2 separate regions of the Homo sapiens genome follow, and region 1 is linked to region 2. A link is a loop called in an ENCODE intact Hi-C map of the cell type or tissue named here. Cell type or tissue: PC-9. All regions are shown on one strand. Links, peaks and the distances in the headings refer to the core of each region. The heading gives the core; the rest is flanking DNA.

What was found. Hi-C counts contacts between places; a loop is a spot of excess contacts. Peaks named below come from ENCODE experiments on the same cell type or tissue, not always from the same donor. Only the 100,000 strongest peaks of a DNase experiment are listed, where the experiment ranks them.
Region 1: it touches region 2 in a loop (6-fold over the local background); 1 of 110 quality-filtered maps calls a loop at or near these places.

What each region holds. Positions count from the first base shown.
Region 1 is chr7:20,237,962-20,243,352 of GRCh38, forward strand. No RefSeq gene overlaps it. Among named protein-coding and RNA genes, the nearest start is that of GIRGL, 23 kb to the left of the region's middle. RefSeq lists an enhancer at 4,127-4,216. In PC-9, for the core only: no CTCF peak of the experiment used is centred there; no DNase peak of the experiment used is centred there.
Region 2 is chr7:20,350,915-20,356,305 of GRCh38, forward strand. All of the region lies in intron 1 of ITGB8 (integrin subunit beta 8), which reads left to right. Among named protein-coding and RNA genes, the nearest start is that of ITGB8-AS1, 22 kb to the left of the region's middle. In PC-9, for the core only: no CTCF peak of the experiment used is centred there; DNase peaks (open chromatin) are centred at 1,137 and 2,217; H3K4me3 peaks cover 2,079 bases; H3K27ac peaks cover 3,656 bases.

The sequences.
Region 1 (5,391 bases), core at 182-5,181, 110 kb before region 2:
CAAAACAATCTCATTGTGGGCACCAATCACCATGGTCAGAAGGAATGTTATGCAGTATTTGACTTAATGTGGTTATACGCAGTAGCCTGGGGGAAGGGTATGCAGCCCCTGGTCTGAAAAGGGAGGAGGGGTAGATCCCCAGGGAGGTAAGGAGAAAGGATGCTGAGGGGCAATGACTCTTACATGTGCTACTACAGGTAGAAATGAAGCCAGATTGCAGAGCGTTCTGGAGGGAATATCTGAAGCAGCACATGTAAGTCAGGCCATAACAGAAAGGAAAAATATAATTAGAGCAAGGAAACAGGGGCAAGGTATGATGATAGCCTTGCCAGATAGGGGAAACCTGTGCATGTGTGAATGTAGAGGAGAGATTCAAAGTTCAATGTGCGTGTAAGGCTTCTTTGTTAAAATGCAGATTTGGATTCAGCAAGTCTGGTGGCGGGGGCTTGAAATTCCACATGTCTAACAAGCTCCTAGGTGATGCTGCTGGTTCATGACCCTCCCCTTGAGAAGCAAGAATATAGAGAATTAGACAGCAGAGAAAGAATGAGATTGGAGACGTGCCCCCGCAAAAAGAAAAAAAAAGAGATGAAACTAATGATGCTTAGACAGTGCTCCTCTTTGGTCGCATGTGATAAGCCCCTTCCCCAGCAGAGAAGCACAGCCAACATTGAGGAATAACGCAGGGACATTCCAATGTTCTTTTAAGAATCCTAGAAGAATATTCTAAACAAGCTTTCGTCAAGCATGGGCATGGAACAGGAATCCTAAGCCCATTACCTTCTTGTCCTTCCCATGCTGACAGATCCCCTGAAGCGTTCATGTGACAGCTACGCCCACGCCCAGGCTACACGGCATAGAACTTGGATAAGCAGCTGGAAGTTGCTCTGCCATAACAGTCTTAGAGAGAACGTAACTTCCGTGTGTGTGTGTTGGATTAGTTCAACAGTCTAGCAGATAACCACAAAGTTTCAGTCACATTGTTAGTGGTTCCCTCATGACTTATTTTTTAATCAGTTGTATACATAATGAAACTGAGTGAATTAGGGCTTCACACGGTCTTCTTTCTATAAATCAGAAATCTGAAAACCATGTAAATTTGCCAAGTAATGAGGTGTCACCACCTTAGAGTAACAATACTAAAAAAGTACCTCATTAAAATGAGGAAGTAATCATTAGTAAAAATTTATTTCTGCAGTCCTTGACCTGAAACAAAAATTATGTCACATTTTCCATAGATATTGACATCAGCAATGACTTTTCTGAAACATTAAGTGGAGCACTGTCATGAATAACATTTTCAATAAAACTTTTTAATTGAAATTTCAAAATACTTTTAAAAACACATTCAACATCCCCAGTGCCTCAATTTACTGCTGGAAAATAGCATGTTTTTATAAGTATAGGTTGTGTATCCTAAAATTTTTTTCCTTACTATATTATCCTATAGAGTTATTAATTCTCTGGAAATAAAATTTGTCTCATGAGATCTCAAAAACCTGCTAAAATTTGAGTATTTTTTTTTCCTTTACCTCCTCATGGCTCTTCAGTACATTTTATTCTCATTCTACTGTTGTGGAAACAGAAAAGTATAACAGAAATCACAGGATTAGATCTCTGAAAACTTGATTCATTATTGGCTCTGCAAATGAGTTTTTTGTTCTTCTTAATCTATATTGAGTCACTAAACCCACCTCCTTCTATTCCTTCTACTTCTAATGGCAATCCTTCCATTTTCTTTGCCTGGGCTTTCTTGACTAGCTTTTTCTATGATTTTATTTTATTATTTAAAATGTTTTATTTTTAATTTTCGTGGGTACATGATATGTGTATATTTTGGGAGGTACATGAGATGTTTTGATATAGGCATGCAATGTATAACAATATCAGAGTTAAATGGGGTATCCATCCCCTCAGGCATTTATACTTTGTGTTACAAATATCCAATTATACTTTTTAAATTATTTTTAAATGTACAAATAAATTATTATTGACTAGAGTCACCCTGTTGTGCTATCAAATACTAGGCCTTATTCATTCTTTCTATTATTTTTGTAACCATTAACCATCTCCACCTCCCTCTCTCTCCCACTATCCTTCCCAGTCTCTGGTAACCATCCTTCCAGTCTGTTTTTCATTATTTTCTGCTTCTCATCTTTCCTTGTCACATTAGATACCACCTCCTCAGAGATATTTTCTTCATCTCTCTTTGCTAACGAGTTTATTTTCTGTTTCTTTCTTAGAATATCTAGTGCATAAACACAGGTACGTATTCTTTCTTGGTTTTGGTTGAAAGCCAGAGCCAGATATAGCATGCAATTTACTATCATAAAATGTGTTAAATGATTACAGGAAGGAAAAAAGAAATACTACAGAAGCGCTACTAAAGCAGACATTAGCTCTTTAATTTCTGTTCTGGCCCACTAAATCAGCACTTGCCATATTGGTTGAGTGAGTGAATATGTGATCACAGAAGTGTCTGCAAATGTGAGTAATTTCACCCAGCGTTAGCAGCCACAGGAGACAGAAGAAGCAGCAGGACCAGAAAGCCATGGCTAATTAAGCCCACGTATCCACCAACCACAAGTACCCTTTCGATTTGGTTGATACTTGTAAGGCTTTTCCCTGGTCTTTCCAAAACATGCCCTACAAATGCTTTACTAATTCTTATCTAAGAAACTCCTGCAGTGAAAAAATTATCTAATTTTCTCCAAAGTTTCTTTTTGTATCAACCTGTGCTTATGTTCAACAGCTTCTCTGTTATGCTCATGGGGATCACCCTCAAGAAGAGGAGACAGATATTTGGAAAAGCCATGGTCTTTTTACCACACTGAACTACTTTCCTTCGGATCATGGCCAATGACCAGCCTCCGACATTTCATCCTTCATACCTTGCAGCTCATTTTTTTCCACATTTCACTTCGAACCCAATCCACAGTTTGTCTCATACAGATGGCTTGTGTTTAAGAGTCGAGACCCTAAATCTAATTGCTAGGGTCCGTGCCTGACTCTCTTGATTACATACGTGACCTTGAGCAAGGTATTTCACCTCTTCAGGACTCCTACCCATAACATAAACATAATAACGTTTGAGTCATAGGGTTTTTGTCTTCATTAAATGCAATAATTTTATGTAAAGTACTTAGCCTACTGCCTGGAACATAGTAAGAGCCTGATATTACTGGTTATTACAGCTATTAGCACTGTTGACTTTATATTTGTTTTTTTAATTGTAGAGAGAAACCCTCAGATATTTCAAACAAGTAGGGGAGGAAAAAGAAAACACTTTCTTTTTGCCTCAAGGCCATTCAGGAGCTCTAAATGCCATTATTATTGTTTCCTGAGAGAAGAGGGTGAGAGGAAGCATAAGATTCTTCCTTCTTCTCTACAACACACTAGAATTCCCCAGGAGTGGAAAAACCTTTACAGTTGTACTGAGAATCCAGTGTGTTTTCTCCTTTGCTGTCTTTCTATTGTATTTTTTTTTTCTTTATCTACTGGCTTTTCAAAGAATTTTTCATCAACACTTAAATATGTTAACAATGTTAGATGACAATGTCATTGAAATACATTAGAGTGAAAATGACAACACTCATAATGAAAAGCAATGAATCTCTATTTAAAATGGCATTTTAACAATGCATCGAGAAAGCCATTATCATACCAATCTTACCAACACATTGTGTGTGTACGTGTCTGTGCACGCATGAGTGCAAATATACTGAATGAAGTCCAAAGTACTGCAGATAAAAGCATACTTTTTGTTCATACTTTCCTGCTGTGGTTTGAATTTGTTCCCACCAAAACTCATGTTGAAATGTGATCCCCAGTGTGGTTGGTGTTGGGAAGTGGGGCCTAGTGGGAGGTGTTTGGATCATGGAGGTGGGTCCCTCATGAAGGGCTTGGTGTTGTTCCTCAGCAGTAAATGACTTGAGAAACAACACCAAGCTGGTGTTGGGAGACTCAATATCTGAATACTGGATTATTTCTTGCAGGAATATTTCTGCATGAGTTGATTGTTAAACAGCCCGGACACCACTCAGGTTTTGCCTCTTCACATATGTCCACTTCCTCTTTGACGTTTTCTGCCATGTTTGACTCACCATGAAAAGCCCTTGCCAGATGCCAAGCAGGTGTCAGTGCCTTGCTTCTTGTACTTTTCAGCCTTCAGAACCATGAGCTAAATAGACCTCTTTCCTTTATAAATTACTCAGCCTCTGGTATTCTGTTATAGCAACACTAAATGGACAAAGACTCTCTCAAAATGTCTCAAACCCATCTTCATTTGAAAAAGTTATACAGCAGGACAATGCATTCATGAAGTAATTTCCAAAATATTCTATCTCCCTGCCCTGCTTTGAATACCTATTACTATATTATAGATTTGTCAACTTATTGATTGCCTGTATCCCTTACTAGAATTTAAGCCTTGTGAAGCAAGGAATTTGTCCATCTTGCTTTTAGCTATATCTCCAGCCCATAGTCAGTTCTTAATACATATTTGTGGAATGAATGAATTTCCCTTAAAACCTATGGAAATACTGAGGCAACACATATATATTTATATGCACAATGCAAACTAGAAAAATCACTAGCTGAATTCAGCATAAGCAACAGTGTAGTGTGGTATAAATATTAGCCTGGAAATCTGAGTTCCAGATTTGGTTCTGCCATCAAACATGAAGTTTAGGCAAAGACAATATGACTTTTATATATATCAAATGACATGGATGATATATCATGTGATATATGTACAAATATATACATACTTATATTTATATACATATTTAATATATATAATATATTATGTGTAATAATATATTTATACATATATGTACATAAATATATACATATTTATATTTATATATTATACATATAAGTATAAGGCAAGCCTATGCTTTGCTGGTCTTGACTTAGTTTACTAAAGAATAATACCTGCTTGCTGCCCATTATCAGATGCAGGTTGTTTGTTTTGGGGATGGGACAATGAGGGGATGGGAAGGAGATTAGTAGTAGGGGGAGATGGTCAGTATCTTTAAACAAATCTTTACACCCAACAAATTATTGGTGCTGAGCAGGGAAGAGGACAGGATAAGCACTAGGATAACTTTCTTATTCTATTACTACCTACAAAAAAATGAGTTTCCTCTTCTGATGATTCTCTGTTCTACAAAATAAAACTGATAAGAACTCAAAGCAGAATCTAATCGAAACTGTAGAGCATAATAAAGCTGTTTATAGTACAGGTATTTCAAAATCTCAGTTATTAATTTGTAATTTAAAGGGTTGTGAATTTAGGATTTTTTTTTTTTTTGAGACGGAGTCTTGCTCTGTCGCCCAGTCTGGAGTGCGGTGGCGCAATCTCGGCTCACTGCAAGCTCCGCCTCCTGG
Region 2 (5,391 bases), core at 116-5,115:
CCAGCCAGTCTGCTTTATGCACTCAGTGAGGTTTTCAGGCTGGGGCTTTCACGCGAAAACTCAGTTTCCCTGTGCATAGAAAGGAAATGAATTCTGAAAAGGGTACCAAAGTATTTAGGAGAGTCTCTGACTCCAAGGATGGAAAATAATCTTACTAGGGAGAATCTAACATTCTTATCTTTAGAGTGGGAAAATAGGATTACCTTAGCACTGATGATAAGAAAAGTAATGACATACTACTTGTATTAAAGAATTTTCTGGAGGTACTAGGGATTATTGCTGAGTCATCATTTAAGAACTAATAATAGTACTAATTAGCCAGGAGTTTTCAGTCATACTTTGGAATAATTTTCTTTTTTATGTTATTCTCTATTCCACCTAAGACAGTGTTTACAAGAAAAGGTTCTGTCATCAGAACTGGGTTCAAACTTGGTCTCTGTATTTACCACCTCTGTGACTTTAGGTGAGACTTAGCCTCCCTAAGCTGTAGTTTTCCATCTGTAAAATGGGCATAGCAGAACTTTCCTCATGGGAGCTTTATGAAGCTTCAGGTAGATCATTTATATAAAGTGCTTGGCATAGGGCCAACACAGTGTGATCATGTAATAGATACTTGATTTTTTAAATTTTCTCTAATTTTATTGTCCTGTATGTATAGATTTAATTTTCAAGTGCAGAGTCAAAAGATATTAAATATATTTTTGAATTTTGAAATGTGATTAAAGGAAAACCAAATCCTAAGTGACCTAAAATTCATATTGGGTTTTAATTTACCGGTGTTTGTTTTTTACTTAGCACTAAATCTCTTACAATATAGAGTGTTGCTTTGCTACTGTAATCAAGTTCACACCTGCAACGTGACTTTAAGTTTAAAAGATACAATGTAGAAAATGCATTCTTACTATCCTAGGGCATTTTTTTTAACCTCCTTAACCATGGCATTTGAAGTTTGGACATGAATAACAGTGCTTTTTTTTTTAAGTTGGAGAAAGGAAACCTATACCTGCCAAGAGTTGGAAATGAAAATAGGAAGAGCCCCTGGAACTCTAGTGTGTTAGATTGAAAACATTATTTAGAGGAACAGACTGGGAAACCAGTGAATATTTTGGCTTTTATAGAAAGGGAGTGTGCCTCATAAACAGGACAGTTGGAATGTATGGAAAATTTCCAGTGAAAACAAGAAACAAAGCACATGACTAATACTGCTTTTCCAAGTTAGACAAATGCAGCTTTAACCAGAATTTGCCACTGAGGGGCCTTGGGGGCCCTCCTTGAATCTGGATACTTTGATCCCTTTTTCAAGTTCTAAGTCTAATGTAGGAAAAGCTGTACAGATAGATGATATGGTTTTGACCCCCATCTTTCTTCCTGTTTCTGCCGTTCTTGAAAATTCCCAGCAGGTGAGTGTCAGAAGACAAATTGAAGTATTCAGCTAAATAAGCAACTGCAAAACTGAATTTATTCCTCTTCAAGAACTACTCTTCTTGTATGTTGAGTGACCATTTGGCTGCCAAGAGAAACTGCTTTGCCTAGGAAATAATATGGACTGAAAAATCAGTTTCAAACACAAATGAAAAATATTCCTTATGTTTGGTCATCTTCTTTCCACATCAAATATACATGTAAAGATGTATATAAGATATAATCTGAAGATAATCAAACAGCTATTAACTGGATTTCTGCATTTCGCCTATCCTTCAAAACCAGCCTCAAGTCTACCTTTATGTTGAGAGAGTGTATCTTTAACTCATGGTGTTCTCTTTCTCCTTTCACATTTCCTGTAAACTCATCATGAATTGCCTTGTTTATTGTTTTGATTTCTCATTCAACAACACCAGAATACTCTGTGTTTAGGGTAACCTTAGACTTCAGTTTTCCTGAGGAGTTTCAGTTTACACGTCTTGCACCGGTACAATTAACAGTGCCCCTTTCAGGTTAAAAAGTGTCTCAGTGTAGTTCATAAATTATATAGTCACCCCATGTGTGCAGCAATCAGAGCTTTTTCAATGCAAAGTTGATTATGATGGGCATAAATGAATCATAATAAAAAGTTCTAGTATGATCCCATCTGACTGGGCTTCTTGTGATGGCCCATTTCAACACCATGGGTGTCATTAGTGGCTTCACAATGGTTCTTCTTGTAAATTCCCTCATGACCTAGAGTTTTGATTTATGCCATCCTAGCCCACTTTAAGCTCTGACTCATGCTGGGATTGCCCTAAACAGGGCAGGGCAGACTAATGGAATGCATTGCATTGTCCTAACATTTCTTAACCTGCCCAAGGTTGAACATGCTTGTTTGTTTTTCTTTTGCTCTCCAAAAATCTTTATGCTAGCGTAAAGGCCTGTTGTAATCACATAAATTACTCACTATGTAACAGGAGAAGTTGAAATTTGTCCCTGAAACATAAAGATTATATATAATAAAAGCCTTAAAAACCTACCTATTGAGAACCAAAGATATTTAGTGCTGTTTCCTAACTGGCATTACAAGAAAATTCTGCTCAGTCAGGGGATACTCACCTTTCAAGGGACAAGGAACATGTAATGAATTTAAATTTGGTTTAGATCTGTGTAATAAGGAAAAGTAAGTGAATTTGGTGATCTTGTACCTGAGGATGGCGGCATTAAAAAAAGACTATTTTAACTTAATATCATTTCATTAACTTCTTTAAAAATAAGCTAGTTCAGCTGAACTACACAATATCAGAAGACCAAGTGTAAGAAAACGGTAATCGGCCGGGCGCGGTGGCTCACGCCTGTAATCCCAGCACTTTGGGAGGCCGAGGCGGGCGGATCACGAGGTCAGGAGATCGAGACCATCCTGGCTAACACGGTGAAACCCCGTCTCTACTAAAAATACAAAAATTAGCCAGGCGTGGTGGCGCGCGCCTGTAGTCCCAGCTACACGGGAGGCTGAGGCAGGAGAATGGCGTGAACCCGGGAGGCGAAGCTTGCAGTGAGCCGAGATCGCGCCACTGCACTCCAGCCTGGGCGACAGAGCGAGACTCCGTCTCAAAAAAAAAAAAAAAAAAAAAAAAAGAAAACGGTAATCTGTGTTTGTGGAAACATAGAGATGAATTCATCTAGTTATGTATCATTATGTAAACATAGTTACATTGCCTTTTGTGATAAATAGGTTTTGGAAATGAAGATTACTTAAGAATATATGTAGTCAAGACTTATAAAAACTCAGGAATTAAATTGTCAAATTAACCTCTACTTGGAATATTATTTATTAATTACACATTTACTGAGTGTATTCTAGTATATTGAGTGTATGTACAAGGCTCATATACTGGGTATATAAAGAAAATGTATTTAAGCACCTTTCCTCCCAGGAACTGGTAGTCTAGTATTCTTACTTTTCCAAGGAAAAACAAACAAACAAACATGAAGAAATATATCTCTTTAGTATGGATGATCTACTTCACATAAAGTAATTTTATGCTGGACATTTCTTTTAAAACTTTACATTTATTCTGTTAGAGTCTCTTATTTATCTTTCAAAACTCAGATGAAAATTCATCAGTTAGGAATTGTGTTTATCTGCAAGTAAGAGGGTCTTTGAAAACAGGACGAAGTAAGATTCGAGTAAGCTTTCCTTTCACATCAGACCCAGTTCTGAGAGTAAACGAGCAGATACAGGGACTCCTTGGTATTCTGAGAGGCCTGGGCTCCTTTTCTCCGGTTGTGTTTAGCCTCGGCTTCTATGAGACAAGTTCCCTCAAGTCTGAATATGGCTGCTGCAGGTCTGGACATTACAGCCATGTTCCAGGCAGAAAGAGGCAGGATGGGCATAAGGGGAATAAAAAGGAAAACAAGAAAACTTTTTTGAAAACTTTCACAGAAGCCCCATTCAGAAACTTCTGCTTCCATTTAAATCATCATCGTTAGTTATGCAATCATCATCATTACAAGAGAAGGTGGGAATTGTGGCATTTCAGTTCCTCTCAATGCCACCTTCAACAAATTTAGGATTCCGTTAGTTAAGAACAGGCAGGCAAACAGCAATCTGTGTGACAATACACTCTAATCATTTATCACCCTCTGGGGGAGATTATTGTATAGACATTGCTAGTGCCCCACCCATGCTCTTTTTATAGGGCTGGTGCACCCATCCCCAGCTGCTCTGCATTCTGGCCGTTTATGGCTCACAGTTGTCACTTTCTCAAAGGAATTGCCCTCCACCAAAAGGAGCCACATTGCTTAGAGATGCCTGGAACATCAACCCGCTCCAACCCCACTCCTCCCCGTACCAGGCTGCCTGCAGCCAGTGACTGTCTGATATGGGGTAGAAAACAGGCCCCAGGCTCCCAGGTGGGACAACTTTGTGTTGTCGTTTGGGCTCAAAGCTATGGGAGGGGTCAGGTTGAGGCCACACTCCCATTGCACCAACGTATATGCTTGCTGCCATGCCTCACTGCCTGTCCCAGTAAATCACTTGCTAACAATCTCTACTCTAGGGTCTTTCTCAGGGGAATTAAAACAATTGTTTTTTCTTGTAATGTCCTCATTCCCCCAGCTTCCTCCTGAGCTACTATGTAAGAATTGAACATTATTGTACTACCTCCTTCTCTTCCAAATACACGTTCAGACTATCAAACCTAATCACTGGACCAGCAAACAGAGAAGGCAAGATAGAGAGGAATCCAAACTGGTTTTCACTAAACATAAATACTATTGTAGGTTTTTCTAAGTGAAAGTAGAGGCAAAATTATTTAGAGAAAATAGTTTGCCCCATAAAGATACTTATTTTCATTTCCATGGTCTGAATGCTTGTTTGCTACAAGTTTGAAACAAATTAAACACTGTGCTGTAGGCAAAGGAGAGGAATGTGCCAGCCTAGGCTGGGCGACACTGCAAGAGAGTAGTATTTCCTGAAAGCGTAATTCAGGAGCCAACTACAAATATTTTGAATTTCATGAATATTGTTCAATTAATTCTATATGAGCACAGTTTAAATAAGCATTGGTGGTACTTAGTAACTAAAGTTTTTCCACAGATGTGTTATCATTATTTGAATGACATCTGCTTCTTTGTCTATTTCAACAAATAGATCCTTGCTCCCCCTGTTTTGAGGGATCATCTCAGACACTAACTTCCCGGTAATGTATCTTCTCTACTACTTCAGAACCTCCCTACTCAGATCCACCTTTTTCAGAGAGCTTTCTATGTTTCCTCCTTTTCTCTCACGCCCATTTACTTAATCCCTCGTAACATTTAACTGACTTTTGTTTTGTTTCCTGTACCTTATTTTCAAAGAAGTAGGCCTAAGCACCTACTCCTTCCCTTTATTTTTGTAGGGGCCTTTAGGAAACCTCAAATCAAAACTTGGAATAACTAGGTCATGGCAAGTGATTAGAATGCCAATGTATTTATTTGTTTTAA